Linked DNA regions of Mus musculus: regions 2, 3, 4, 5, 6 and 7 are each linked to region 1. The links are chromatin loops, found by intact Hi-C in ENCODE. Cell type or tissue: heart. All regions are shown on one strand. Links, peaks and the distances in the headings refer to the core of each region. The heading gives the core; the rest is flanking DNA.

What was found. Peaks named below come from ENCODE experiments on the same cell type or tissue, not always from the same donor. Only the 100,000 strongest peaks of a DNase experiment are listed, where the experiment ranks them.
Region 2: a loop joins it to region 1, with 4 times the contacts of the local background. A loop is called at or near these places in 20 of 42 quality-filtered maps.
Region 3: it touches region 1 in a loop (2.5-fold over the local background); 11 of 42 quality-filtered maps call a loop at or near these places.
Region 4: a loop joins it to region 1, with 8 times the contacts of the local background. A loop is called at or near these places in 24 of 42 quality-filtered maps.
Region 5: a loop joins it to region 1, with 4 times the contacts of the local background. A loop is called at or near these places in 11 of 42 quality-filtered maps.
Region 6: it touches region 1 in a loop (8-fold over the local background); 10 of 42 quality-filtered maps call a loop at or near these places.
Region 7: a loop joins it to region 1, with 2.4 times the contacts of the local background. A loop is called at or near these places in 20 of 42 quality-filtered maps.

The regions. Positions count from the first base shown.
Region 1 is chr12:15,814,857-15,819,170 of GRCm38, reverse strand. Trib2 (tribbles pseudokinase 2) reads left to right here and starts at 2,386. Exons shown (of 3, transcript NM_144551.5): 1 at 2,386-3,940. The coding sequence starts at 3,671. It overlaps Gm5432 (a long non-coding RNA gene), which reads right to left and starts at 2,234. Exons shown (of 3, transcript XR_001780551.2): 1 at 2,074-2,234. In heart, for the core only: CTCF peaks have their summits at 2,113, 3,053 and 3,869; DNase peaks (open chromatin) are centred at 1,550, 2,240, 2,780, 3,190 and 2 weaker places; H3K4me3 peaks cover 2,929 bases; H3K27ac peaks cover 2,935 bases.
Region 2 is chr12:16,004,576-16,008,889 of GRCm38, reverse strand. It overlaps Gm36235 (a long non-coding RNA gene), which reads left to right. Exons shown (of 8, transcript XR_872507.1): 2 at 1,648-1,753; 3 at 3,406-3,582. Among named protein-coding and RNA genes, the nearest start is that of Gm36235, 8.8 kb to the left of the region's middle. In heart, for the core only: no CTCF peak of the experiment used is centred there; a DNase peak (open chromatin) is centred at 2,029; H3K27ac peaks cover 343 bases.
Region 3 is chr12:16,155,817-16,160,130 of GRCm38, reverse strand. No RefSeq gene overlaps it. Among named protein-coding and RNA genes, the nearest start is that of Gm48606, 74 kb to the left of the region's middle. In heart, for the core only: no CTCF peak of the experiment used is centred there; a DNase peak (open chromatin) is centred at 2,040.
Region 4 is chr12:16,531,469-16,535,782 of GRCm38, reverse strand. It overlaps Lpin1 (lipin 1), which reads left to right. Exons shown (of 21, transcript NM_015763.4): 21 at 1-114. Among named protein-coding and RNA genes, the nearest start is that of Lpin1, 56 kb to the left of the region's middle. In heart, for the core only: a CTCF peak has its summit at 2,291 (motif pointing right); DNase peaks (open chromatin) are centred at 2,372 and 3,102; H3K27ac peaks cover 824 bases.
Region 5 is chr12:16,139,141-16,143,454 of GRCm38, reverse strand. No RefSeq gene overlaps it. Among named protein-coding and RNA genes, the nearest start is that of Gm48606, 91 kb to the left of the region's middle. In heart, for the core only: no CTCF peak of the experiment used is centred there; a DNase peak (open chromatin) is centred at 2,544.
Region 6 is chr12:16,183,790-16,188,103 of GRCm38, reverse strand. No RefSeq gene overlaps it. Among named protein-coding and RNA genes, the nearest start is that of Gm48606, 46 kb to the left of the region's middle. In heart, for the core only: no CTCF peak of the experiment used is centred there; DNase peaks (open chromatin) are centred at 1,793 and 2,503; H3K4me3 peaks cover 1,244 bases; H3K27ac peaks cover 2,231 bases; H3K27me3 peaks cover 223 bases.
Region 7 is chr12:16,011,818-16,016,131 of GRCm38, reverse strand. Gm36235 (a long non-coding RNA gene) reads left to right here and starts at 606. Exons shown (of 8, transcript XR_872507.1): 1 at 606-729. In heart, for the core only: a CTCF peak has its summit at 1,669 (motif pointing right); no DNase peak of the experiment used is centred there; H3K27ac peaks cover 1,401 bases.

The sequences.
Region 1 (4,314 bases), core at 215-4,214:
CACCACTTACCTGGCTGGGCAGCCCAGTTGATGGCACTGAGCATTCAAGTTAGGAGAAAGCTAGGTCTTCCTACTCCTTTTCTCTCATACTTTCTCTTTTCTCTGCCTAAATGGCCAACAATGAGCTCTTATGTGTATTATTTTATGACTCACCAGACTGTCTCAATGTCCACAAAGAACCACTGGCTTATGACAGGCAGGCTTACCCCTGTGATGACATCCAAGTATCAGGAAGATTTGGTCTCCTCTAACCTAAAGCTCAATCTAGCCCCAGAGAAGGACTAAGAAACACACACACACACACACACACACACACACACACAGAGAGAGAGAGAGAGAGAGAGAGAGAGAGAGAGAGAGGAGCAATGTAGTCATTGCAATATGACAGCCCAAGGAAACACGTATTTTTCCAGGACTCCAGGAAGTTACTGTCCTTCGATACACTTTCTCTTGTGGCGACCCCCAAACATCAAATTATTTTGCTGCTACTTCATGACAGTAATTTTGCTTTTGTTATGCATAGAATGTAAATATCTGATATGTGACCCCTGTGAAAAGGTTGTTCACCGCAAAGGGGTCACAACTCACAGGCTGAGAAACACTATCATAATTCTTCATATATTTCCTAGAACTGCAACTGCAGTTCTAGGGGTCACATGAGGTACGCAGGGCTGTCATTTAACAGACGAAAACTAGAGATCCTGGGAAGAAAAAGAAGCAAAAACAAAAACCAAACCAAACCAAAAAAGCCCATGCGAATTCAGTTTCCTTCTGAATCTGAAAACTGATGCTGAACACAAGTTTCTCAAACTTCTACAAGAAAGTTTGGTGACAGTCACCCAACAGAGGCCCCAGGGAACCTTTCTCAATGGATCCTCTGTAGAGATTGTTTGTCTAGGACCTGTTCTTGAACTGGGCAGAGACTGCATGGCACACTACTCTGTAGTCATGGTGACTTCCTCAAGCTGTGGTCCCCTTAAGGGACAGTTTAGGGATCAGAGTCTGAGTTTAAGGCAGATGAGTGGGGAGAAGGATGGGAGATCTATGAGAAGACATGGGGCATTTTAGTTTCTTCTCAAGATCTGTCCTCTAGGGTGGCTAGCTGAACAAGCAAGGTCCATTCACTACTCTGAAACAACCCTCAGGGAACTCCTGATCATTAGAGCCACTATTGTCCCGGTTAAGTATAATTATAACTAGTTCTCTATTTCTGTTCAAAAGTGGTAGTGCAGAATATTGTTACAGAGTGACCTCCCTCATAGAAAGAGGTGCCTTATGCGGGTAAAAACTCAAGAGTAAGCCCAGCAGTCTTGCCCCAGACCTTGGTTGCTTCTTTCTCTTTCTGTTTTCCCCTGCTACATTGCTACTCTTACCAGGATGCATTAGGTAAAGTCAAGAGGCTTAAGCTGTGGTCTGAACTTTCCCCAGGTCTGTTCAAGCCAATGGTCCAGAACCTTCCCAGGAAGTTAAGAATAAGCAAGGGTCAAAGTGCAGCCTTCCGTTGAACCCGGTATTGAATGTGTTCTTGGCCTAAATACTGAGATGCCGGGGCTGGAGAAGCCTGACTCCTTGGCTAGGAGCCAACATCCTTTGCTGGAAGTGTGGGTGCAAAGGTGTGTGTTCCTGAGCTCTCCCCAAAGACCTTGTCCTGAAGTCAAAAGACTCTGAAAGGATCCCCAATCCTATAACTGGTAAGTGGGGGAGGGGTGGTGACACTAACTACAAGCTCACAATGGACTTCTGTTGAAATGATAAGCAACCGGAGAGAAAGAATAAAACTAATTCTAGAGACTGTGGGCTGCAAGAATCCTTCATTTTTTTTAAAACCCGCGGGGAACTGCTTGTTCAGGTTAACATAGCAGCAGAGGGGTGCCCGGTACCCAGAAGATGCGAGGCTTTCTGCGGAAAATCCCGGGGAAGAGGATCTAAGTCTCAAAGTTGACCTGAGCCTGCCGGTGTTGCGTGGCGACGGTGGCAGATACACAGTCCAGCATCCCTGTCGCTGCAGCGCGAACAGCAGGCCAGGGGAGCCCAGAGCCCTTGGACTGCGGAAGGATATAAAGCACTGTTTACCTCGCGCCTGGCCGAGCCATCCGGGGGCGAGGCTGGCGCCCCCAGTGGGGGCACTGCAGGAGTGGCGGCAGCAGCCCTGGCCGCCGGCGGGCGCAGGGGAGCCGCGCGCGCACTGGCAGCGGCGCCGCTGATTGATGGGCTCCGGGCTCAATGACAGGGGCCGGGGCGTGGGTAGGGCGGGGCCGGCGAAGAGGGCGGGGGCTCTGTGGAAATGTGTCGGTGACATTGAATGGGGAGACCGAGCGCGAGCAAGCGAGGCGCGCGCGCACACATACGCGCACACACAGCCGGGCTCGCTCCGAGATCCCCGGCCACGTAAGTAACTATTAATACCGCCTCGCCCGGGGATGCGGGCGTGCTTGAGCGCCGGGATTGGCCTAGGGCGCCGTGGCCATCCCCTTTAATTTTTAAATACACGGTCCTCTCCTACTTCTGGGTGGCAAGAAAAAAAAAATAATAAGAAAAGAAGACAAGCCGTCGATTTTTATTTTTCCTGCAGAGCAAACCCCGCCGTGCAATTTGGTCGCAAGGCATCGGGAGACAAGAGTGGTTTGCAAATTGTTTCAAGGCTCAAGACCCAGTTGTGCAGCGGAAAAGGAACGCCGCGGGTTGACGGAGTCCGGGGAGCATCTGCTGGCAGCTCCTGCAGGACCCCCGGAAAGCTCCTGCTGCTGGTACCCCCCAGGTCACCGCCCGCACTTCTTGCTTCATCGGAGGAGGATCTGGGACGTGAGCAGCGACAGCAAGAGCTAGTGCTGACCGCGCGGGCTCTGCCTTGGGCTTTGTCGCGGTACCTGTGCCTGCCCTACTCCGCGCACTCCCTACTCAGCTTTTGCAATCTTTTGTTGCCACTGCTGACCGCCCCAAGTTAAAAGCGCCTTTGCAATTTTTTTTTTCTGTCTTTTTTTTTTTTTCTTGAGAGAGACAGCTCTGCGATTTTTTGGAAAAGCCTCAGACGCCATCTACAGTTAAGACTTAGGTAACTGCCCTCTCTAGCACCCCCCTTACACGCCCCCCACCCTTTCCACCAAAAAGAGGGGGGTGCAGCGCGGATTCTGGCTGCCGCGCGGCGTGAGCCGGTAGACCCGAGCTTATTTCCTTTTTCTTTTTGTTTGGTTTCTAACGCGTGGAGGGCGAGCCGGCGCCGCGCGCTCCCTGAAGACTGCACAAACTCCACGCAGGGCTTCTCCGCCCGGTCTGCGGATCCTCAGCTGGGGATCGCTCAGAAGCCCGGCGCTGCAGCTCCTCACCCCAGAGGCACGCTCACTCGTCCAGATCCACGCTGCGAACAGAGACCCACTGAGTCCAGCGTGCGGTTCTGCACCGCGCTGGCAGCTTCTGGGTAACAAAAGGACCCGAGTTGTCCGCAGAGCGAGCACCCCCGGGAGCGGGGCTCGCAGCCGGGGACCAGCCCTGCAGCGCCCATCTGGGGGCTAGTTCTTAACTCTTCCTCCACGGAGCCCCAGACGGGTCCCCTCCCTTCTTGATCCTTTTAAGTCGGTAGCACCGAGGCGCCTGCACCGGCGCGGCTCATCCATCTCTCCAGAGGGGTTTTTTGGTTTGTTTGTTTGTTTTGTCGTGTGCGATCCTCACACTCATGAACATACACAGGTCTACCCCTATCACAATAGCGAGATATGGGAGATCGCGGAACAAAACCCAGGATTTCGAAGAGCTGTCGTCTATAAGGTCCGCTGAGCCCAGCCAGAGTTTCAGCCCGAACCTTGGCTCTCCGAGCCCGCCCGAGACTCCGAACTTGTCGCATTGCGTTTCTTGCATCGGGAAATACTTACTGTTGGAGCCTCTGGAGGGAGACCACGTTTTCCGCGCTGTGCATCTGCACAGCGGAGAGGAGCTGGTTTGCAAGGTAACCAGCCCAGCTTTGCTTTTGCGTTTTGTTTTTTTGCTTAAAAAAAATTAAAATTTTTTTTTTAAAAAATTAAAAAAAAATCATCCTGGGTCTTTTGCCAGGGGCCGGGGACGGTGCGGGAGGTCGGAAAGCTCTCAAGTCCAGGGGCGAAAGACTCCCGGGATCATTATGCGTGGCCTCGTTAAGAGGGTTTATTTGTGTGTCTGTCCACGTTCGACTAGTTGCGAAGTTTTCAGACCGTTTCAGACAATGAGGCGGGCTGCAGCGGGGGCGTTTTGGGGAGATCCGGGAAGGGAGGGCGGCGAATCTGAACTGGGGCACGGACACGCGTGCCCCTTAGGAGGCTCGTAGAGCTCGGGTGCACCGGGCTG
Region 2 (4,314 bases), core at 149-4,148, 190 kb before region 1:
CAGGATCTCAGCACAGTTAAGGATAGGAAAGAAGAGCATTTGATAATAGTTATCTCTGAGGGACAGTCTGTCTAGATGGCTTCTCAGGAGGTCTAGAAATGTCCTGCACAAACTTGTGACTTGTTTGTGAAGTCTTCCTTGGGGAAGAGCCCCTGTACATTAAACCTTAAATGCACTTAAGATAGGAAGCTCTGTGAAGGTCTTTCCTGCTGGCGAGATCAGTAGATAACTACCCACGAATGAAAAATCTCGAGAAACATGTTACAGGAAGTATGTGGATAAAGAAATGCCATGCAAACTTGCAAAGGAGATCTAAAATCGAAATTAGAAGATGGAGAGGCGCAAAAGCAATCAGAGGCTTGGTGGCTGGTGGAAGGCTTCAGAGTGTAAGACCCAGAGGCTGAAAAGAGGAAGGAACTAGCCAGCTCAAAGCCACAAGTCAGAATGAAGCCACCAGAGCAGATGTTAGACCCTGGTTTTCTGGTGTGAAAGACAGGTGTCACACTGTCTGTCTGGGCTTTATGTCTAAACATAAGAATACAGATCAGAGAGAGATCTTTGCTGATTCAACCTTGTGCCTTGGCATGTAGATGCCACCCATCCCTCCCCTGGTGACTACTTCCACATAAGGTATCTGGTTTGAGGTTCACCAATAATAATTCTCCAGGGCCACTAGTCTTAAGTCAGTGGGTCCCAGAGTTGTCAAAAGAACTATCAATAGTCCAAGGAAAAGAAAACAGATGACAGGGCTTGGAAATATTTTAACTGTCCTCTGTAAATGGTGGTTTCACATATGCAGGGGCAAATATAGCATGGCAGCCATGGTTTGCTTTATATCAAAAACTTTCTTTGGTTTTGTAGGGCTTGGGATTCTCTTTTCAAACTTGTTCTGCTCTGGAAATGCCACTCCTCTTGTTTGGCCATGATGTGCTTTCCTCCTCTCCTTCCTGTTAGGTATTGCATTAAGACAAAAGGAATTTAATGCCCAATTCTCCATCTCTAGCTCTGTGACTGACTTTAGGGGAAGCTCAGCCTGGGCAGGTACTACATCTCCACCCCAACGGAAAGAATCAGCCTCAAGACCTTTCTATCCAATCACGATGTTCTTCCCAAGGACAGGAGTCCTGCATGGCTGTCTATGCAGTAATGAAGAACAAGAGCCAAGGCTCATGTATTGGGGAAGTCACAGACTTTGTGGCTGGAGACCCAGAATGGTATCCAGGGGAATTGGGAAGGTTCCTTTAACTATCTAAAGAACACATTCCTCATTTTCAAAATTAAAGCAATGGAGCCTTCTCAGGATGTTGCTTTGAAAAATGTATAGAATATCTTGTTAACCCCTGGACCACAGAAGAATTCAATACATACTAGTTAGCATTTTTATAGACAGAGCTCATGTGGCATACAGCAGAGTCATCACACAGCACCTATCCGATCTCTAAAAGGATAGATGCATTTAAACCCTATTCAAATTCAACAAGTTTACTTACAATTTCTTTTAACTTCAGCAAACAATGAAGCTGTTATTATTTCTATGTTAGATGTGAGAGAATGAGGGTTAAATGGTATAATTGAAACAATTATTTTCTGGATAATGTATTGGGTATCTTTGACCATTAAGGAGAGTATATAATTACGTTCTTACAGTGTTACTAGAAGGCAACACTGAAGTTGAAAACAATATGGTGTCCTACACCTTCAGTGTCTGTGAAGCTTCAAGACTATTATACTTCCTGGCAGTATGTTCCAGAAGGTATGTTCTGTCCTGTCCATGTAGCATATAGTGTCCTGATGCTGTATTATGAGTCTTTTTAACAACTCAACAACCCATTTCACAGGGAAAGGGAGTGAGGTCCAGAGTCAGAGTACTACTTCAGTCCCACAAGGCTGGTGAGCTTCAATCAAGATCCAATCCCAGACCAGGGTGTCTGCAGTGCTCTGTTGTTCTCCACAACATCACACCACCTCCCACGGTTTCCAGAAATAGAATTAGTAAGCTCAGCATGACTCATGGTCTTCCTCGCCACAAAGTCATCTCAAAAATCTTTGGCTTGGAAACAACTTTGAAGGGTAACACGTCAAGCAAGGATCCTCCCTCCGCTATAGTGAGAGAATTTCTCTTGTGACATCCATCAAGAAACCAGAGGGCACTGGGACACATGCAGGCACACAGAGTTGAATTCATAGAGGGACGCTCACCAAGGTGGGAATGGCATTTAAGTCTACTGATTCGGACCTCACTCGCCACACAGCTAATGGTGCTAAGGCCCAGAGACATTTGTTAGGTATCTTAGAAGTATGCTTTGAATAGCATAGACCCATGTTATTGAGAAGAATGTTCTAGGGCAGAGATGCCAGATCCCAGGGCTACAACTGAAGAACTGAAAAAAAAAATCACACCACCAAACCACAGGACATTCAGCCTCAAAGATTCATTGCTAAACCTCCAACTCACTGTGGCAAGATCTTTTCCTTCCACACTGCTCGCAAACAATTGAAAAGACATGCTCTCAAGTTGTTGCCTCTTTCCTTTCTGTCCAGTCTCCTTGACAAAATGGAACGATCAACTCCAAAGCCTGAATCAGTGAGAGAGCGAGCAATAATCTTAGCCTCTTTTTCATGTCTAACCCTGTAAAGGGGGTATTCTAGTTTTATTTCTGTCACTGTGATAATGTTCCCTGACTAAAAGCAACTTAGAGAAAGAAGAGTTTTATTTTAATTTACAATTTCAGGTTATGTTCAGTAATTTCAAAGTAATCATGGAAGCAGGCATATTAGTTGGCTGGCCCCACCACGTGTAGTCAAGAGCTTGCTTTTGTATGGTCAGCTGCTACTTTCTTTACTGTCACACAGTGCAGGGTCCAGCCTATGAAATGATGTCACCCACATCCAGAGTGGGTCTTTCTATATCAATTAGCAGCCAAGACCCCCTACAGATGTGCCTAGAGTCCAACCTGATCTATACAATTGCTCATGAAGACTGTCTCCCCAGATAATTCTAAGTTGTGTCAAGTTGACAATTAAAACTAACCAACATAGGAAACTTTGCCAGAATTAATCTCCTAGGAGGGCTGGGGGTGAATCATGTACTAAATTTGTCTGTATTACGGGCAAATTGCCACAAGGGGAAAGGTTTTCTATGCGAAGCTACTGGGAAGTGAGATTATTACTTACCTTTGACACAAAATCTCACTGTCCAGCCCAAGCTGGCCTTGAACTCATGACCCATCCTCCTTGATCTTCCAAGTGCTGAGATTCCAAGAGAGAATCAGTGTCCTGTTGACATATAGGGTCTTCACAGTTCATATCACATGTGATGGGTTGTAGAAACTAAGTGGAAAAAAAAATCTTCTATAGGATGTGTTTCCAAGACTGAGTGCACTCTCTTATTCACTCACTGTTCAGTTGTCTACCAGGGCTCTTGACCACAGCTGCCTTTGTCTGAGTAAAGAAAACTGGCTTCATTAAGCAAGCAGACTATGTGGGTGAATTCTTTATTTCTTCAATCTTGCCTCTGACTGTGGTATGGCCAACTGCTTGAGTTCCTGCTTTTCTCAGAAAAGATGGAAATGACCTGGAATTGTAAGTCAAATAAATCCTTTCCTCCTCTGTATTGTGTTGGGTGTTTTGTCACATGTGAATGAAAGGCACTATGTGAAGGGTTGCATGGTAGGTTTGAATGGTCCAGGCTTGGAAGCAGAGTGTATCTCTTCTACCCAGAGTCCATTGGCTAGAATTTAGGCATAAAGTTAATACTTAACAGAGACTTGGCGCAGATGATCCACGTTTGTCCAGGAAGGGAGAACAAACTGATGTGGTGGTTTTGATAACCACTTGATAGTTTGTGTGATAATAATTCTTAGTTCTTAATGAATGTACAGTAATTTCTTGTTTGATTTTTACATTTTGTATATATTTATGAGGCATAATGTGATGTTTTGATTAATGTATACATTTAGTAATAAGGTTAGTTAGCATATATGTCACCTTATGCTTCTTTCATTTATTTGAAATGAATATGTTCAAAATCCTTTCTTCTTTACTGTATACAAAGCATTATAATTAATTGTATTGCTTTGTTGTACCACAGATTACAAAGCATTATTTCTTGTCTAACTGTAGCATTGTACCTATGCTGGTTAATTTTAATTATCAGCTTGACACAATTTAGAATCACCTGGAAAGAGTTTCTTCTATTAAGGAATTGTCTAGATCACCTTGCCTATGGAAATGTCCTTGGGGAAATACCTGGATTGTTAATTGGCCCACCCCACTGTGGGCAGCATCATTCCCTAGGATGGCCCCAGAACTGTG
Region 3 (4,314 bases), core at 168-4,167, 340 kb before region 1:
TCGATCTAAAAGTCACACCCAAATTCAGAAAGATCTAGGCTCTCTAGCTCCTTCTAACATTGCCTTGGAACTATTTCTGGACACCTCTCTGTTCTTTTATAGTCTTAGGCTCTTTGTGCTCTGGTTTCATGTTAGATGTGTAAGCTAAGACCTTTCCCCTGATTTGACCTTACCATAGCATATGCACCTTTGTCATTTGCCTCCTAACTGTGACTATCCCCTGAGGAATCAATTGGCTTTCAATTACCACGATGATCCTTGTCACCAGTCAATGGTTAGTGTATAGCAGCTGCACAAGTCTTTATGAATTAGGAGATGTTTTCAAAATATTTACAGCATCCTGGGGCACATCTACTGACAGCCTCATCTTGTTTCCCACAGACTTTGAGAAGACAGGGTTTATTAGGCCCTACTGATGGCACAATTGTGGTGGAAAGAGCAGCCTCTTTCCTGGTCACCCTTGACCTTGCTTTCCAGGGGTGCTTTCCGGTGAATGGTGCTTCCTTCATCCATGCATAACAACAAGAGCAATTATTTCTTCTTTATAAGGCTGGGTTTTGTTATTTGTAATTTTGTGCATTCATTAAACTGTTTGATAAGGGCCAATTGTCATAGAGAAGACTAGATAGCAGAGAGATAGAAGTTAGGGTGCAGGCAGCCATTTAAACCTGCAGAAGTCACTTAGATTCAGCAAGCTTCCTTCTCTTCTCTGTTGAAAGGGTGGTTTGCAGGGCTATCCAAGGCACCTCTAGGGAGTTTGGTTGTGAAATTTCCTAGTAAATGTTAAGGGCCAGATTAGACAAAAGCTATAGGTCCTTCTATAGCTATTCCAACAGTCAATGTGCATTACATAGATTCAGTTACTGATAAAATATCTTATATTTACATCAGTTTCCCCACTCCCTTTGAGGCAATAAAATATTCTTAAAGAGAGGCTTAGCTAAGAGCCAGGTATAGGCTTTATTTGTCTTAGTTTCAGATTTCTTCTCCCACCCCATAATTAGTTTATGTGTGGATAAATGAATGATACAGAGTTTATTATTCAACCTTGTAATTAGTAAATGATCTCTTAATCACCTTTTACCACATGTTCTTGATATCCACATTCTTTGTATTTGCATAATACTTGGTCAATATTTTATTCTTTCTATGTATTTCTGTGGAATTACCCAGCTGCTGAAAACCTTTTCACATGGCTTCCTATAAGGAAGTTAGTAATTAGTGAACATTCTACTAACCACCTTATACCTTGTATTGTTGATATCCAAGTTCTTTTACTTGAATAATGCTTGGTCAACATTTCATTCCTTCTGTCTTACTGGAGAATTACCCTTTCACACTTGGCTTCCTACCAGGAAGATTCTGAAAAAGAAAGGGGTTCACTCCACTCGTCATTTGGCAGAGAAGGATGTTTCAGAGAGATGACCCACAGAGATATTGGCTGGGAACCTAGAATCACACATCGTATGTGAACTTTGGGAAGTGGTCTGGTCCTTATTTACAAAATGAAGTCATTCATCCTGAATCACAAACTTTCAAAGAATATGTATAAAACAGGCACCGACTCCTCTGCGTTCCAGGGCAAATTTACCAGTGAGTTAATGCTATGTGTGAAGTTGCAGTCCGGGATACCCAGATCCCAAGCTCCTGGGCCTCTCCAGATTTCCATTGCTCTCACCCCTCACCTCTCCCACACATGTCGGAATACACTCTGCACAGGTTTGGATCACCAATCACAAATGTCCTTCCAGCTGCATCCCCATTCAGTCACGCATGGCCTGGGAACACATAGACCAGGTATTTTATCTATGTGAATGTGTTCTTTCTCACTTAATGTCTTGCACCGAGATTAAGAAATCCATCTCTGCCAGCTGCATGTTACCAAATCAAATGTAGGTCCTTAACCTAGTCTCATTATACTGAGTACGAGCTGAAGCACAGAAATCTACGGACAGAAGGACCTTGACTTTTTGTTCCATGTCTGATGAAATTAATCCTCTTGGTCACTTCTGAACTCTCCTCTAATTGAATCTCTGCCCAGGGACAGCTGGCACTGTCTCCTGCACAGCCCATCAGACAGTGCCAAAATCACCCCGTGCTCTCCCCGAGCTTCTTCATTACGTCTTCTGGGTAGAAAATGAACACTGGTTTATTTACAAGAGTTTTGGAGGGGGTTATTTTGATCGCTTAGCTGAGAGTGTCAAGACAATTATTTCTCTGAATAAGGTAGCTTTCCCATGTATAATATCTTTATTTCCGGTTTGGAACATTCCCTGTGTCAAACAGCTCTACCTGTCAACTTGGCTTAATTAGCTTCAGGGAATGTAAACCACTTAATTTCCTCTGCCAGGCTCACATCTCCATAGCTCACATTTGCTGTCTTCAGTTCATCCCTTAAGGATGCTTATATGCAAGGTATTTGTTTTGTAGCATCCACCTTGCAAAGCTAACTAAACATGGTGAAGACTTTATTGCTTGTGATGGCCATTGTCTCAGGCAACCCTGCAAGGCTGCTTGGAGGCGGCAACGCTGGTGGCTGGTGTAGATAAAGAAATAACAGACAAAGCAAGCAGGATTTGGTTCTAAACCTATATCATGAAGTTTCCCAAATACTTGATGCAAACTCAGGAGCCATCTTGCATTTCTTTAAAACACAGTTGGTTGTTAATAAATATATACTTAGTGTTTTTTAAGAATAAAGGAGCTATGATACTCAATCTTTATTATAAACATAAACATGACTGGATTTTGAATCATTACAGAAACGTATCTTTGGGTATGAATATTAGACTTTTTCTATTGCTATGATGAAACTCTATAGCCAGGGCAACTTACAGAATAGTTTGTCTGGGCTTACCATGCCAGAGGGGTTGGGTTCTATGGTAGAAGAACGCAGGCATGGAGGCAGGAGCAGGAGACTCACATCTTTACAAACACTAAACAGAGACAGTTGGTTTGCGGAGATGAGTCTTTAAATTCTCAAAGTCTTCCTTCAGTGACACTTTTCTCCCCAAAGGGTACAGATTTGAATCCTCTCTAAACAGCTACCAACTGGGGCCTGGGTACTCAGTTGCCAGAGACTTAATGGAGGACATCTCACTTGAACCACCAGAGTCTATCTGTGCATCAGCGTGCCATGGGCTGGGTTCCCAGGCTGCATAAAAAGGACAAAAGTAAAATGAATACCAATATTCACCTCTCCTTGCTTCCTGACTGTGGCTCAGTGTGACCCACTAATGTTTAAGATCCTGTTTCTGTAACTCTGTCCCAACTCCCCACATTACACTGTACTCTCAAACATAAACCCAAATAAACTGTCCCTTCATTAAGTTGCTTTTGGCAGGTGTTTCATCATAGCAATGAGGAAAATGACTAACATAGCCAGTGAGCCAAGATGCTAGCCAAGATGCAAGACCACTTGGTATTCACCTGCTTGGGGTGTGTGTGTGTGTGTGTGTGTGTGAGAGAGAGAGAGAGAGAGAGAGTGACAGACAGACAGACAGACAATCTTCCACCCCATCCTACTAGATCAGAGTTATGTTAGGAGCAGAAGTCTCCAGAAGAGAAAGGTGGTCTCTGTGGGTTAACAGCATCAAGTTTTATATCTGAATATTGCATCTGAGCCAGTTCTTCCCTGCTGCCAAGCCTGGCCACTGGGGACTGAGGTCCCCTTGTTCTGAGAGGATGAGCTGCCCAAGAGGAGGATGAATGGACTCTGCCATGTTCTGGCTTCAGCAGCCTCCTGCCTATAGAAGTGTTTTCCTGCACTTGAGCTGGGCTGAGCTTCATTTCACAGAGGCACAAACAAGCCTGCCATCCCCAGGGGATCTGGCAAAGGAAAATGAAGTCGTTTTACATTTGTGGCAGCCTGATTCAAATTGGAATCTCACAGAGAAGGATGCTGGCTTCTTTGTTTAGCTCTTTCTGTACTTCAGGAACACTGCTTCTCTTGGCTTCCTGGAGGGAGGAAGTGGCTATGTATGGAATGCCCATTTGCATTATATATTCTTGGGGGACCCTTTTTCTTCCATAAGGCATCTAGCTTAAATCTTACACTAGTTCTATAGAGGCAAAACAAGAAGCTATTGAGTCCAGCAGAGGGATCACGCTGCCATGCCTGGGCTGTCAGTTGAGGCAAAGCTTAAAATGCATTCCCACAAGGGAACCTCACCCCCTACTCTCATTCCAGCCTGGGTAAGGAGACAAGAAGCACCCATGACATTGTCTTTGGATACAAGCTCAGGCAGAGTGGAAACAGGGATTCAATTGTTCCCAGGTCCCCTCTCCTAGCTCCTTAGTCTCAAGTGTTTTGTT
Region 4 (4,314 bases), core at 226-4,225, 720 kb before region 1:
CAAGTTCTATCCCCATTATCCATGAATGAGGCCTAATGACAGTGTGCATTGTTATACCAGTGCCCGGGAGATGAGGATGGGTGGATCCGTGGTGCTGGCTAGACAGACAGCCCAGTAGAATCCACAAGCCCCAGGTCCCAGTGTGAGACCCTTGTCTCAGGACTGAGCCTGAGGAGGAACAACACTGGAGGCCCTGGTTCCTACATGTATGGGCATATAAGTCATGCACATCCATTCGACGGTCTGTACACAAATGGACTGGGAACACACATAAAAAGACTCCTTATGGCTATGAACTCTTCACTATGGGAGTAAAGACCTTTGCTGTTATTTGAGTTCATACAGGTATCATACCAACCCCGTTTACTCCTGAGAGATATGAATGCGTCCTTTCCACTAAAGAGATTGCATGTGGTCCTTGCACAACCCACATTGGATCATCAAGTTGAGAGACCTGTTTGAGATACCATGGCTCCTCTCTGGCCTGGAAGGAGTGTTGAGGAGCCAGGAGGCAGAGAAGAAGGTTCAGTACATAGTGTTTCACAGGTCCTGTTTGCCATGTTTGAGGTGTCTTCACCTCATAGACCCTGTCCCCCTCTTTTGGATATTTGTCCTTAGTTTTTCATTTTGAAGGAGTCCATCAAAGCCCTTGACTAGTTTGAGCTGAGGTTGGTCATATCCTATTAACACTGTACTAGCAATGGCCGGAGGCTTCCTGCGGATTGCTGTGTTGGCCTTGGTGATTATGGAGGGCATGGAAGAGTATCATCCTTAAATGCTAATGGCACTTCTGGGTAAAAACTGAAGAGTCCAAATTCTAACAGGTCCCCGGGTGTCTGTAGATTCAACATGTTACAGACAGAAGAAACCCTCGGACAGCTCCACAGATCTATGCTACCTGACTGCAGTGTCTGAGGCTCTCTTATCTGAAATAAAAACCAGGATAAACTTGTCTATAGGCCACTCATTCATCTGTGTTCTCTTTATCCTTTGACACCAGACCTCCATGGTGGTACCCAAGGCTCTCCTGTGTCCCCGCAGTTCATACCCCCATGCAGACAGAATGAGTTTTTGGATGCCTAGACTTTCCCAGAGACGAGCTTTGTTCACCTGGGAATTTGAAGGGCTTGGTCTGGTTTCAAAGAGTAACACATTCCCATTTTGCATCAGAAGCCAAAAACTATTTGGGTGTGTGTGGGGGGGACTGGTCTTAACCATCAGCTCTGAGACAGCTTTCGTGACCCCTGTGCGGTCGGTCCTGGAATGGAATTGTCATAGAGGAAAGTTAAAGAGGCCCAGTTTTGAAACAGGTTCTGGGACTTAACTCTCTTCAGGAGGCCTTTGGTCCCAACATCAGAGCTGAGACTCCATTCGACCATCTTTGTCTATCTGTGTTTTCTATCATGGTTCTGGAGTGTGAACAGCACTGTGCCCATTCCCTTGAAATACGAGAGGTGACGGGTCTCCGGGGTTTTCCCCTTTTTTAAAAAAAATTTATTTTTATTAGATGTTTTCTTTATTTACATTTCAAATGCTATCCCGAAAGTTCCCTATACCCTCCCCGCCCTGCTCCCCTACCTACCCACTCCCAAGGAGCTGAAGGGGTCTGCAACTCTATAGGTGGAACAACAATATGAACTAACCAGTACCCCAGAGCTCGTGTCTCTAGCTGCATATGTAGCAGAAGATGGTCTAGTCGGCCGTCACTGGGAAGAGAGGCCCCAGGGTCTTGCAAACTTTATATGCCCCAGTACAGGGGAACACCAGGGGTTTTCCCTTTTCAAGTCAGCTTGTAAAATGATTCCATTTCTGATTTGTGAGTTGCAAGGATTATAGGTGACCACCACATCTGAATTTTTTGTGGGTTCTGGGGATTTCAATGCTGGGCCCCTCACTTGTTTGGCAAGTGCTTTATCCACTGAGCTATCTTCGCAGCATCAGTGTCTCCGACAGACTCATGAGGATAGCCTGAAACACTATAGTCAAGGATGACTTTGAATTAGATCATTACTGCCACCCCACCCCCACCCCCAGTGCTGGGATTGCACGCATGTGCCACAATGAGTGTCTTTTATTTGGTACTGGGAATTGAACCAGGGCTTCATGCATGCTAGGCAAGTCCATGCTCTACACCCCAGGATAGACTTTACATTTGTAACCTCTCTTTTTATCCTGTAGCACCAAAGAGGATAATTGCTATCACTTGTGGTACAGCCAGGCTTGGTCCCCAAAGGGAAGCAGAGTCTGACCAGAGAAGCTGATCCTGGAAGTCAGTGAAAGCCGGTGGCCACAGGGGGGCACAGTTGGTTCTTGTTTGACCGAATAGCCTTTCAAAACAGCCTCTGCTTTGACAAAGGCCTTTCCCTGTGGTCCCAGGCTTGGAGACCAGCCAGGTTGTGGGTTGGATTTGTGTGGAGGCAGGGGAGTTTCTTCAGGGGACTGTTTCAGTGCGGATGTCCCTTGGATGAGCTCAATCCGAGGCCCAAATCTTTAAGTGAGCTTTGGAGGCCAGTCTGTTGAGATTTAAAATCTGTTCTTTGTGGCCCTGGAGGTTCTGGGAGTTTGTCCTGGGAGTTTGTTAAAAATAAAATTGTTTAGGACCTTATCCTAGACCTACCGACCCTAGCAGTGGGTGTGGGCCTCCGAGAATAGTTTAATAAGTCCTATGGGGTTCGGATGCACTCACATGTTGTGGACCATTGCAGCCCAGGCCCGGGCTCACGTCTGTCATCTGGCCAGCTCAGGAATGCTGTAATGCTATCAGCCTAGGACTCACATCAGCTCCACCCCACTTGCTCAAACCGGGAGAAGCTGCTACAAAGACCACCTCACCTCTTTGTATTAAAGGATCTTGGAGACCGAGCCACAGGTGCTTGCTTAAGTCACAAGGTGTCCTTCTGACCCTGTGGAAGCATCCAGTCAGATCTGCCTTCCTGGGGAATCTCAGATGGGAGCCACAGGCCTGGGAGACAGCAGGTCTGGCAGCCTGGGCAGAGTGAGAACGCAGGGAACAGGGTAGAGGTGGATGTGCCCAGATTTCTAATGGTCTCGTCCTCCCCGAAATGTTTGGGAGCCTCGAGGAGCCTGTCCCGATGCCAGCTATCTGTTCATTGGTGCAGGAAGTCCATTCAGCCTGCATTACTTTTAATGCATTTTGCAAGCAAGTGGCCTCTTCCTGTGACTCACTCCGCCTTTTGTGCACCGGAGGTTGTGGTTGGAAGTTTCACTTCGGAAAGTAACCACCAGTGCCTCCGATTTCTCCCGAGGCTGGAACCCCAACAAGTCACATGCATTTTGTAACAAAGAAGTGTAAATGGAGGTGCAGCCAGTCACGTTTCTGCTCTGTAAAAACATCCTTTTCTGAGATGGTCTGCAGAGCCAAGCTGAGAAGAAATGGGTTATATTTTCATTTCAGGACTTTGTGCTTTCTTTCCAGAATGTTCTTTGTCATCTTGATCCATTTTTCAGGATTATCTAAAAACAAAAAACAAACAAAAAAACAACAAAAAAAACCCCCCAAATCAAACCAACCCCCCAGCATTAGCTGATTGGGTGATCCATCCCTTAGCTGACTGAAAGTGACTCAGATCTGGACTGAAGTTTGGGTTCTGTCTACCAGGCAGCATGGAAATAATGATGGTAATAGGATTGGTTGAATAACAACGTGTATTTCATCAGGCTCTTCCCCAGTGGCCAATTCACGGGCTCTCTATACATTTATTTCTTCGGATAAGCCAGCAAAGGCTAAGCGGGCAAATTCTACAGGGCAGTTTTCTCAAGTTTAAAGACTCATCTTCAAAATGTTGTGGAGCTGAACCAAGTTATCACCACCCCTGTTAGTTGTAAAGCGATTTATGTGTATGAGTATTTTGACTGCTTGTATGTAAGTACCATGAGTGTGCCTGGTGCCTGTGGATGCCAGGAGAGGGGACTGGATGCCCCTGGAACTGGAGTCACGTGTGATTTTGAGTGATCCAATGTGACTGCTGGGAATCAAGCTTAGGTCCTCTGAAGCGTGTATGTGTACACACACACACACACACACACACACACACACACACACACACACACACATATATATATGTATATGCAGCCCAAAATGTTACTGTTATTTTGAGCTGTAACATGCTATGTGACTGAGGACAGCCTTGACTTTTGGATCTTCCTGCTTGCCACCACCTCCATTACAGGCATACAGCAGTGCTGGAAATTGAACTAAGGGCCTCACTCATGGTAGCCAACTACTCTAGCCAGCCAACGTGTTTTTCTGCTTTAATTCTTTTTGTGCACAACCCTAGTCTCTTCAGCATTAGT
Region 5 (4,314 bases), core at 136-4,135, 320 kb before region 1:
GCTAGTTTACTGGTTTGTTTATTGCAAACCTACAAATGTCACTCATATATGAAGTACAAAGGATGACTAGAAAAATATACCACAGACAGGGAGACTAACACAGAAGCCTAGTTCCCACATATAGGAGAAAATTAGTTTCATACTGAAAGGCTAAAAGTTCTAATTCATGATATTGTCAGCTTTTGGTCCTTTAAAGCTCCCGTACTTTCTGTCTCTCTTCTTTGACAGGATACCAGAAACACTGGTCTGGGGATCATCTAAAACTTCATTTAATCCAAGTTACTTCTTCAAGGTTTAATCTCCAAACATACACTGGATACGCAGGCTCTAGAATACTAATTTGGGGAGGCAATTATTCATGAATTTCAGAAAGGCAAAGGCTATTACAGTATAATTTTTATTGCAAGGGTGTTTATAGAAAAATATGAAATCACTTTGCAGAGGGATTTAGAAATACTTAGAATAGCAATTACTTTTATTTTTGTATTTATTTATGTGCAATGGGGTAGTATGCATACGTTACTACATACGTATGGAAGTCAGAAGACAATTTGTGGAAGTCAGTTCTCTCCTTCCATCAGTACAAGTTCTTCTTGTTGAGCTCTGGTCACTAGGCTCAGTAGCAATTCTATTTCCTTCATTTACCCTAGATCAGAATTTTTTCCACTTCTACATGTACAGTGGGGAATTTTTAAAATGTCAGTGTCTATGTTCTAATTCAAAAAATGGTAAGGACCTTCACCACTGAAGTTAAGATTTTCTAGAGAACAGAAAAAAATTCTCTCACTCTGTCTCTGTCTCTCTTTCTCTGTCTCCTCTCTGTCTTTCTGTCTGTCTCTGTCTGTCTCTCTGTCTCTCTGTCTCTCTCTCTGTCTCTCTCTGTCTCTGTCTCTGTCTCTCTGTCTCTGTCTCTCTGTCTCTGTCTCTGTCTCTCTCTCTCTCTCTCTCTCTCTCTCTCTGTTTCCTTGCCTGGTCACCAATAGGGTCTGTCCTTCTAAGGTGTCTTCTCTGCCTCAAGTCATGACAAACCATCTGAAGGTAGACATTCTATTCCAGTATCCCAAGGTTTCCCATTGTGGACCCATCAGAGGTAAGTTGCCTTTCCTTTCTACCCCAGCCCTGTTCCACACACAGGCATCTTGTGATGATCTAACTCACTCTATGCAAAGTGTACGGTAACTTGTGTTTGTCTGCTTGATCCAGTTTGTTCTCCCAATCTAAATGATAACTTTTGGGAATACATTATTTTAAAACACCTCTTCAAATTATTTCTACTACAGTGTCTGATATATGGTGAAAGGTAATTCATTACTTCAGCAAATGTTCCTTGATCATAATTTATATTTTATGCAAATTAATCAATGCTGTTGATAGACAGGACACAGCTTGTGTCCTGAGATTATTAAGTTTTCACTTAAGAGCTTGTCACTCAACTTTATTACACAGAAGAAGACATCCATTGTGCTCTGGGATCAATGGAGGTAGCATCAGGTGCTTGTAATCTCAGTGCTAGGGAGGCTGAGGAAGAAGCAATGTGAGTTTGAAGCCAACCTGGGTCACATTGTCTTAACAAAACAAAACAAAACAAAACAAAACAAAAGAGAACTGGAAAGATGGCTCAGTGGTGAAGAGCTTGCACTGATTGTGTGTAGGATGATAGTTTAATTTGAACAATCACATGTTCAGCTTACAACACCCTTACAACTTACAACTCCAGTTCTTAGGGCATCTGGTGCCTCTGGACTCTTTGAGTATACACACACATGCATATACTCAAACATAGACATATAAGCACAGGTGCATGTGTATGTACATACACCAACACAGATAATGAAAAATAAAAATAAAACATAAAAACACAGTGAAAGAATGTTTTAGCAAATAGATGGCTATGGGGATCATGGAGAAAGGAATTGAGTTTAAGTTCAGTGCTGTATTTAATATGGTCTCTTTACAGGCTGTGTTGAAATGCTGGGAGACATTAGGAGACAGTAGGATGCCCTCTGTGCCGACGACTGCGCTGGAAGCCCATCTGGACTGTGAACAGTCTGTTTCAGGGTGGCTTCCTCTTATTTTGTTTCAGAACTGAAGCCTAGTGCCCAGCAGATGCTGGGTGATTACTGAATGAGAAAATATGTTTGCAAGAAATTCAACTCCTGTTGTAAAATTGCCCAGACTTTTGTTCTGCAAAGGCTTTTTGTCAAATTTATTTAGAAATTAAAAGCCCTTAGGGCCCTCAGACGTGAGAGACAGAGTATAATCCAGAGATGCAGAGTCCTCTATGGCAGCCCTGGAGAGTTCCTTCCAAAGGTTTCCTTGCACCTAGCCACTGCTCAGCGTATGTCCTGATGCTTTTGCCTAGGCCTCTGAGCTGGGGGCTTCCCTCCCCAGATCCCCAGCTTTCCTCTCCAAGCCAGCCCAGAACCCTTGCTCTATAGTTCCCTGTGTCCTTCAATGGGTTTCCTCCCTTAAGGGACCCCTGTAGGGAGGGCAATAATCAGAAGAGTTCCTGCCCGGTCAGCTCAGTGAGATGACGCAGGAAGGCTTGCAGAGTGTCACACTGGAAGGAGCTTTAAGGACACAGGTTTCAACCCTGCCATTTGAAAGGAAGGCAAATGAAACCCTGGAGGAAAGGGCTATTTTAAGATAGTGCAGTGATTTAGAATCCAGGCCTCCTGTTTCCCAGCTAATGTCTTCTTCATATTCCATAGGCATTCTTCCAAGATTAATATCAAGGCATGTTGTTAAGCCATTTTGCTAAGTATCTTAGCTGGGTTGTTCCACCACCAGCTCATTTAGAGCCATAACGTCTTTAAAATCCCAGCAAAAGGAATCTCAGTTCCCAGAATGCACTGCAGACTTCACGGTGAACCCGTCTGTCTTATTCCTTCAGGACTTATCATTAATTCTCTCATCATCTCCAGTTTTATTGTTCTCTTCCTCCTCAGGCACAAAGGAACTCAAGCATTGAATTGCTTCATCATCCTGGATACTAAAAGTTTGATTTCAGAAGTTCTTAAAGTGAGTCCATATCCAACTTCTGGCAGCATCTGCTGCAGGCATGCTTGGGGGCCATTCATTCCCTCCTCTATCCTTTCCCAGCTCCATCCACAGCATCATTTAATTAAGCCTCACTGAGCGGAATTCAGGCTACATGCTTTATGTGTTATGATGTCATTTACTCCTGACAGTAATTTAGTACACTCAATAATATCGTACCCATTTTCTGAGTGAAAAAAAAAAACTGAGGCTGAACAAAGGTGAAACCCCTGGCCAACCATGGAGCAAAGAAATGATGGAGTCCAGATGTGAGCAGAGGTTGTGTCCTGATTACAGGACCTCAGGCCACCTTTTCACTTAGATTGGATGGGAGTTCTACTTGACCATAAAATTTGGTGAAACGATCATCTTGCCCCATCCCCTCCCACCCCAAGCAATATTGTGTGGTGACATGCTGTCTGCTAGCATTATGCCTTTAGTGACATCTTAGGACAGCTTCTGCATCCTATGCATAACTCAGGCACTAGCACCAGCAGTTAAAATGCTTCTTTTCCAATAAAGATTATGGGGACTGGCAAGCAAATTGTTTCTTCCTTCCAAATTCAAGACACAAAGGTAAGCTGACTCTGGGCTAAGGCAGGGCCTTCCTCCTCTCCATATGTCTGACCAGGAATATTAGCATCATTGAGCAGAATTCTGGCTGTGGCTCTGTAGTCATGAAGGAGCAGACAGCTGTGGGGTCAGAGGAGCAGGAGAGGGGTGGCTCGAATGCAAGGAGGTAGGAGCACCATGCCTGGAGACGGAGCCTGGAACAGTGACATGTGACCCCCATATGAGTCAGCTCCTGCTCAGGTAATGAGAATCCAATGAGACGTAAACTCATTGCAGAAAACACGCGGGACAAATTCATCATTGATGTGGCTATTTTGGGAGATGAAAGAGAGCTTGAAAAGAAGAGGGACACGTTAAAAGTATTCCAGCTGAGTGGGCCTGATAGGAAACGAACATTTCCCTTCATGACTCAACAGTGAGAATCAAAAGCATCCCTATCTTTTAAGTCCCAAGCCCAGCAGGGCCAGGTGCTGGGTGTAGATGTTGCCAGCCCTTTGCTCCCTGGATATGAAGATTGTGATCTGGGTCTGTGGCAATTTGCAGCTTTATTTCACTGTTACTAAGAGGAAGCAGGTTCCATGTGCAGCCTCTGGAGCTGACAGTGGTGATTCCCCTGAGGGCCCCCCTGAACATCCCAGTACGTGCTCTGTGAAGACAGGCATGGCTGTTAGATACTGCGCTTCTCCAACAGTGAGTGCACAT
Region 6 (4,314 bases), core at 68-4,067, 370 kb before region 1:
AGCGAGAGACAGAGGGAGATACAGACACAGAGACAGAGACAGAGAAAGCCAGACAGAGACAGAGATATTCATGCAATGACCTCTCACAGCCACTTTGCAGGGAATTTGCTTCTGCCTCACATGGCCTGACCTCAGAAGCTCTTGGGAGCTTTGGTGCAAGCCCCTGGGATCCCCCCTTGCAGGCCCACTACAAACATAGCAACCCACAGGACGATGCTGTTCTTATTAAGGTGGACCTTCCCTCCTCAGTTACACCTCCCTGGCAAAGCCTTCAGAGGCACACTCAGAGGTTTCTTCTCTAGGGAGTCTAATGCACACAAGCTGACAGTACAAAGTAGTAATCCCCTATTGATTTTGAAAAATAAAAGCTTAAGTTCCGAGACACATATAGAAAATTCCTAAACTGGAATGTATATAGCTTGGAAACAACCTGAAGTGTAGAAACACTTCCACAAAAGCCCCTCTAGAACTCAGGAAGACAGTATTAACCAAGATTCCCAAACTCTGTGAACAGTCTTCATTTTTAGCTACCACTTTCTTCCCCCCAGGGAATCATAATTTTGATTCTCTTTTATATAGGGGACTGGTTTCCCTAGTTTTCAATTCAGCATTAGTGTTAAAGTAAGTCCTACTTTAAACAACCTTCCTCAGTTTGTGATATTTGTCTCTGTGGAAGCATGTGGCAGAATATTAGATAATCTTAATTGATGTATTATGGCCTATTGTTGGAATCTGCCATAGTTACTGATATTCCTTATTATTGATTGATTTAAAATTGTTGATAATTGTGATCTCTGATATACCTAATTCCTTCTCCAAACTGTATGTCTCTGTGTTTGTCTATCTGTAGGCCCCTTTCTGTATCCAGAGAAAACTGGGAGATTAGCCACTGACAAGAAATCTTTCCCTGAGCTAGGATTTATGATTTTATTGCAATTTTCTGGACCCAGCTTTTCAAGTGTTTTCATTGTTTTTATTTGTCCTCCCCTTCTCTGGTTTTCTGCTATATTTGGTATCTTGTTTTTTTTTTGACCTCTCTGTCCGGTTTCAGAATACATTTCCCTAAGACCACACACTTTCATCTATCTGATCTCACAGTTATCAGCATGCTGTGAATTACCTGTCACTCATTTGAAAGCAGCTCCTGAGCTCTGCTGTGATCTCCCATTTTGACTTCCAGATTATTTACCAAGCTGCTGAATCTGTAAATACACAGAGGCTTGGGTCCTTCGGGGTTTGCTCCGTCTGGACTGATACAGTGGTCAGAGAATTTACCATGCATGCTTTTGGATCTTTTGGAGTTGGCTTGGTTTTGCTTTCTGTCTCAGTGTCCAGCTCCATCAGTGTCTTACATGAGCTACACCCGGTCACGGAGAATTAACTGCTCTGTGTGAATCTCAGAATGAGTATTTTTTAAAAATGAAGGAAAGTATTTCCTTCGGAACCACATCCACTGGGCTGTGTGTGGTGTCTGCTTATATGGAGATCTTGTGGGATGGAGCTCCAGATCCCTAATGCCACAAAATAACCAAATCGACTACATTTTAAGTCAAGTTTTCTTCTTCCAGGGTGCCATGCCCACAGAAATGTTCTGTGGGGTTGTGGTACTGGGTACATGTGAGAGACAATGAGGTCTGGGTCTGCTCGCTTCCAGCTTCTTTTCACTGCCCACTGACTTTAAGCAGTTTGTCTAACTCCCCCTTTTGTGCAGAGCTTGGTGTGGTGTGAAGCTCCGGAAGAGGTTTCTTCTTCCATGGCCAATCCCGTTCTTTCCTTAGAATGGTATTTAGGGTCAGCTGACAGTCCCTATGTGTGTCTCATCTTGTCACTCCCCCGTGAGAGGGCAGCTGCACTTTCCGCTGACCATCTAGCCTATACAATAGAGACAGCCTGATGTAGAAAAACAGACCAAGGGGAAAAAGTCAGAAAAGAAACTGCCTGGCATTTCTTTATAGCTTAACTCATCCGGCGCCCACAATAATGAAATGCGTCTCCTCCTCTCGTGGGCTTCGCAGCTCTGATCCGGAACTCCCAGGTGCCCAAGTGAGGGGAAGAGCTATGAAAATTCAAGCGGAGTGACATTTTCCAAGGAGAATTGGATTAGTAGAGGGGAAAAGGCTGCCAAGATGAAAACCTTTCAGGATGGGGAACGATAAAGTGCAACGGCAACATCATACCTTCAACATGATTCTCTTCACAGTGAAGGGATGTGACCTTTGTGTGAAGGAAACCTGGGCTCCACCACAGACATTTCGCTAATGCTAATGTTCCCTTCCCCAGCTGCAAAATCCATCTGCGCCCTTCAAATACTTCTCTTCTCCTTCCTGCTCTGGTTATTTTTCCGGGCACGCTTCTTAAACTGCCAGAACTTAATATGATTTTACAACCTGCAGCCAAACTTTGGAAGCTTGAAGAATAGCTGACAGGCAGGCGCAAGTGCGAACTGACCTCCTTCACACACACATGGCTGTCAAGATAAGGGAACCCAGGGCTCTGCTGGTGTTGGGGGAAAACGGCTTAGCCTCATCTGAACTCACTTCCTGCTGGAGGGGCCGCTTGGTTGGTTGGGTTCCAGAGATAGCGTCTCACTGCGCTGCTCGGGTTGTCGTGGAACTCAGATTCAAGTTGCCTCGTCCTTCTGAGTGCGGGGCTTACAGGTCTCACTGGTTGGCTAAAACAGTTATATGGGGCATAATCCTGAGGGTGAGTAACTCGGGGTCTACAGAATATGTTCTGTAGGAATCCTCTTGAAACAAAGGAGTTATTCCTGTGTTTTTTTTCAGTCTTTTCCACTCTTTATAATCTATAGGAGTATCATTTTCTCTTCTACAGATGAGAAAGAGGAGTCCAAAACCTTTTATGTATCTGGATCTTGGGGACAGTAATCACAAAAGCAGAATTTGTACTTAGGTTTATTTTCACTGCAGTGGCCAGAATAGCTAGACACCGAGCCTCGGACACACAGTAAGGATTTTATATGCTTAATCCACCTCATGGTTGGTGCTTCCATTGTTGAACCTTTCCTAAAGTTCAAAGCCTGGGGCTGGAGAAGTTTTGTTACTTGCTCATGAATAGCAGTCCTGGGATTTTTTGTTTATCTCTCTGGCCTGAATCCACTAAGTGGCTACCGATGACCTTGAACTTCTGATCCTCCTGTTTGAACCTTCTAAGTGCTAGGATTGCATGCCTGGTTTGTGTGCTGCTGGCAACAGAACCAAGGGCTTGGGGCAGCAAGCATTCTACCAAGTGAGTCAAATCCCCAGTCCAAGTATGGGACTTTGTGATGAAGAAAACATACAAATCTAATAAGAGTTAAATGTCCTTACTGTTACCCATCATCTGAGTGCTGTGAGATCGCATCCCCAGTAACATGTTTGACCTTCAGAGTTGCATAATAAGACTGAAATCATGATGGTGAAGAAGGCAAGGAACAATCCTAAGAATGCTCTGAGCTTGAGCCAATTATTTTGTCAATAGACCATAGGAGGTTGCAGCTCACGATGTTTCCCAGTTATGAAAAGATACACATTCAAGATGAGTGAAGTTTTCAAACTATGGTTGTCACTCCCAACACACCTCCCTGAGCCTCAGGGAGTGAGCACAGGGACTCTTCTGAAAAGACCAATGACAGTTCTGAGGGGAACATACGTATATCACAAGTTTGAATTCAGCACACAGGTGGATATTTGCTGAATACCACACAGCAAGCATGGAGTTCCTCGCCCCAGAGATATCACAGCCACTTATGATCCATAATCTTCTCCCAGCTTTCAGATACAGAAACTGAAGCGCCATGAGATCGGCTCAGTGAAGCAAGAGAGTGGGAGCCTGATTTCCAATTCTTATTCTTTATGACAACTATATATTTATTATTCTTCTCGTTGTCAGGACCACTTTTCCTTTGTGTGTTTTTTTCCTTTTCTCTCTAATGTCTGTAGAATTGGGAATGCGGATTTATCAATGAGGACAGGGTCTGCCCTTGACCATGTAAACTATCTGTCAACACTCCGCTCACTATGGCATCCCCGAAACACCACAGTGCAGTAGTCTCAGTGTAAAGTACACCCTTATTCTCTCTTCTGTCAGATAAGTCCAAATGGGACTTTTTTTGCATGGCTTTCTGCAACTCCTGGTTTTCTACGATGTGCCCTGAATAAAACCAGCTCCTTCATAAGTGTCCTTTGCAGTCCTAGCCAACGAAGCTCTTAGTATTTATTTGCTGTAGTTTTACGAAGAGATCATCTCAGGAGTAGTCACCACATATCAGCATTGTCTCCACACATACTTCAGTTTCCCACAAGGATAGCAGCATAG
Region 7 (4,314 bases), core at 82-4,081, 200 kb before region 1:
TGGAGATTTCATGGAGGGATGGGTAGTATTTAAAATAAAATAATACAAACTCACATTGCTGAGTCCTTAATAGGCAATCCTAAATCATAGCTAATTATTTTTTATTGTTATTATTACTGATATACTGGGGTTGCCAGAGGGACAGAGACTTTCTGACTTGAGCTTTTTTGGCGACAGTATTTAGAAAAAAAAAATACCAGTGTCTGTCTGGCTGGAGGCCTGTGTCCTGAGTGTTCTGGCAATGCTGTTCTTGGCTGTCCAGGGCTGCAGTCTGTCTTTACCTTGAACTGCACTAAGATTAGAGTTTCTTGTAAATGGTGACTTAATTATTCATCAGAGTCTTTTTACAAGGTTGGGCTGCTTCCCCTATGGGTAGGGAGTGGCTGGAGCTGCAGTTTAGGGCAGGAGCTAGAGTATTCCATTGTTCCTGTTCAGAGTTCAATCCCTTATCTCTGAAGGAGAGTGCAGACTGGCTCCTAAATTTCTGGTGACTCTACTCCTGTACACACGCACGCACGCACGCACGCACGCACGCACGCACGCACGCACGCACGCACGCACGCACGCACGCACGCACGCACGCACGCACGCACGCACGCACGCACGCACGCACACACACACACACACACACACACACACACATACACACGTACGCAGACACAAGTGAGAGTGCGCTCCTAACTCCTAGAACCCTTATGCTGACACCTGTGTATGCTGGAAACAGATCAGGTAAAGTTGAATGACATTGGTGGAGAGACATCAGAAAATGAGGCTCTGATGATTAAGGGGAACAGATGCAGCCAGCAAAACAGTGGAAGAGCAACAGGTAAAGGTTCTAGTTGGAAAGAAATGCAAGGGGATTGATTGCAAATCTGAAAAGTGTGTAGGTTATAACAAATGCAGGTTGGCTTGCTGTAGGATCAGGGTAGGTGTGTTTCCTGTGAGGCTCTGTTTTAGAGGGTCTTGCGAGGTTATAAATTTCTTCTTTACTCTCTCATTCAGAGCTACCTTCTTTGTGGGATACCAAGAAAAGGTTGTGGGTGGAGCAGGATGGAAGTGGGGGTTGGGTGGAGGGGATAACTTCAGCTGCTATAGATCTCAAATGATCAGGACCAACTCTCCTTCCCTGGCACGTAATGACAGGTTTCCCTTCTGTTTGTCAGGAATCATGGGTGTTTCAACCTACCTCATTTTTAAGATCTACTGTTGGTTCTGGCTCCTAAGAAGCTACCCTATAAAGAAGAAAGTAGGGGGGATGGGGAGAGGGAAGGAAGGCCCCAGGAGTGAGGGCAGGAAACACATCCTGGCTTGAAATGTAAAAGACACAAGTTCTGTTTGCAACTCTAGAACTGACAGAGATCTTTTTTGTTGCTGCTTTAATAGGGGTCCCAAGTAGGCCAGGCTGGCCTCAGACTCTTACTACATAGTGTGAATATTCTGCCCCCAACAACCAAGTGCTGGTATTAGTATCCCAACTACACCAGGTATTAAATATTTTGAACAAATTTAAACTTTACTATGATTTGTCTTTCTGTTTTTAAATAATGTGAGGAGTGTCTGCCTGCCTTCCTTTCTTATTATATCTTATTTATTTACTTATTTATTTATTTATTTATTTATTTATATGTAAATGGGTGTGCAAGCTTGTTGTCTAACCCCTTAGGAGGCCAGAAGGGGGAGTCAGCGTCCCTGAAATAGGAGTTACAGGCACTCTGAGCTTGTGTGCAACTCCTGGGAATTGAACCCATGTCCTCTGAGAAAGCAGCCAGTGTTTTTAAGCACAGAACTTTCTGCTCCAGCCCCTGCTTTGGAATTTGATTTTTGTCTTTACATTTGATCTTAACCCAAAGGGCTAGAAGAAGTGCTTTCTTGTCTGCTAGTGGCTTTGGGGATAAAATGAGGTAACACACTGCGATAAAACAGATAGGTGAAGGTCCGTCTGAGTCAGTTCCTGATTATGTAGTCAATAATGGCTCTCACAATCGCATCATGCCCTAGGTGTTTGCGCTGAAGTGTTGGTTGGAGCAGTCTGTGTCTCAGTATCCATTACACTGACCTCTACTGACCTTTGGCAGAGCTCCTGGGACACCCTCTGTTTGGTCTGTGCTCCCCTGCCTTGCTCAGCCCTCAACATCCCTCTTGCCTGACTGTAGCTATCTGTGTAACTTTCTGTCCTTCCACCGACTTGCTCTAATGAGAAGTCCTCTTCCTCCTGTGCTTTTCCCAGTGCTTCCCTCATGCTGAAGTCTTCCCTGAGGTCTTCAGTACAGTCAGGGCTAAATCCATGTTCCCAATCTTCTACTACCCCTATCCTTCAACCTCAATGACACTTTAGTCCTTCTCTTGTTCCTCTCTACAGCAATCCTGGCTGGCCTGAAATCATGTAGTCTTTGGGGTCAGTGCAGGCACATTCTCAGCTCCCTGTTCCCATTAATCAGCCAGGAAAACCTCCCTAAGAATGATTGTGGAGATCTCTTTCTCTCAGAAACTTGTTTTTCTCCTGCAGAGAATCCCCATGTGGTGCTGCTGTATCTGTTGTGTTTTATATGGTTAGAAGAGCTTGGCATGGTGGGCGGGGCTCCTTGGTGGGCCCATGCTGAGGCATCCCTTCCCCCGAGGTACCAGCCATACAAGGGGCATAGTGTAGAATACAGTTTACTTAAGACATGGAAAAGGGGGTTGAGAAGGGGGGGGGAGGAGGAGGAGGCCAGCCAGAAGTGATTGGAGAAAGAGGGAAAGTGGAAAAGGGAGAGAGGGAGAAAGGGGTCAGGGAGAGAAGAGAGTCAGAGAGAGAGAGAGAGAGAGAGAGAGAGAGAGAGAGAGAGAGAGAGAAGAGAAGAGAAGAGAAGAGAAGAGAAGAGAAGAGAAGAGAAGAGAAGAGAAGAGAAGAGAAGAGAAGAGAAGAGAAGAGAAGAGAAGAGAAGAGAAGAGAAGAGAAGAGAAGAGAAGAGAAGAGAAGAGAAGAGAAGAGAAGAGAAGAGAAGAGAAGAGAAGAGAAGAGAAGAGAAGAGAAGAGAAGAGAAGAGAAGAGAAGAGAAGAGAAGAGAAGAGAAGAGAAGAGAAGAGAAGAGAAGAGAAGAGAAGAGAAGAGAAGAGAAGAGAAGAGAAGAGAAGAGAAGAGAAGAGAAGAGAAGAGAAGAGAAGAGAAGAGAAGAGAAGAGAAGAGAAGAGAAGAGAAGAGAAGAGAAGAGAAGAGAAGAGAAGAGAAGAGAAGAGAAGAGAAGAGAAGAGAAGAGAAGAGAAGAGAAGAGAAGAGAAGAGAAGAGAAGAGAAGAGAAGAGAAGAGAAGAGCGAGGAGGGGCCAAACAGCCCCTTTTATAGCAAGCCAGGCCTCCCTGGCTTTTGCCATGTAACTGTTGAGCATAACTTAGAAGGAATGCTAACAGAGTCCAAGACCCCAGAGCCTCTGAAAAACGTGGTTTAGCCCCACCTCCATGTTTGTCCAGATTTCCTGCTTGGTGGGATTCCCAGCCTCACTTTGCGTGGAAACATGAATGAATAAATGAATGAAGGAACGAATGAATGAATGCAGCGATGTAGGAGTCTACATCCCCTCTGCAATCTGCAGAGATGATGTTTTCCCGGGGAGGAGCACTGACCAGCATGAGTCAGCACCTTGGTAACCTATTGATTTCCCCAGCCGGCTCCCCACCTATTGATTGCCATGGGCTTTGCTGGAGGAGTTCTTTCGGTCAGTTTCTATCCCTGCCACTTTAGCTGCCTGTGCTTTACTGTTATTACACTCTGCGATTTGAGGTGGCACTGGGCCCACCTTACTCACTCAGGCCAGTATCTGGTAGGGTGCTGGAGCCAGACTGCTGATCACCCTCAAACCAAGTGCTCGCCTTCCTAAATGTCACAAGGGAGCCAGCATATCACACTGTGCCTTGGAGGGTGGGGATCCCCTCTCCTTCTCCATCCTACACCATCAAACAAGTGTTTAGACAGGCTGGGCCTCCTTTATACAAACAGGGCCTGCTCACAGCAGGTGAGTCGCTGTATTTGTCACCACCCCCTGCAGTTCTGTTCTTTCCCCCCCTTTTTTTAAAATGCAGTCACCGCAATAAATTAAACTTTCATGGCTCCATTTCCTTCTTTCCTATTGCGGAACCCTGACATATTTCCTGAAGGAAATACTTTTGGGATCATAATTGAAACACAATCATTCATAATGGAAGCAGGGAGGAGGAGGGTAATAGAGTTAGCTCTCCTTTCTCAGGGCAGACATGTTAATTACATTTTCTATTTCCGCTCATTACCTCGGAGCAGGTCTCTGCGGGCTGCCCTGTTTCTCCGATTCCTCCTTAGCTGAAG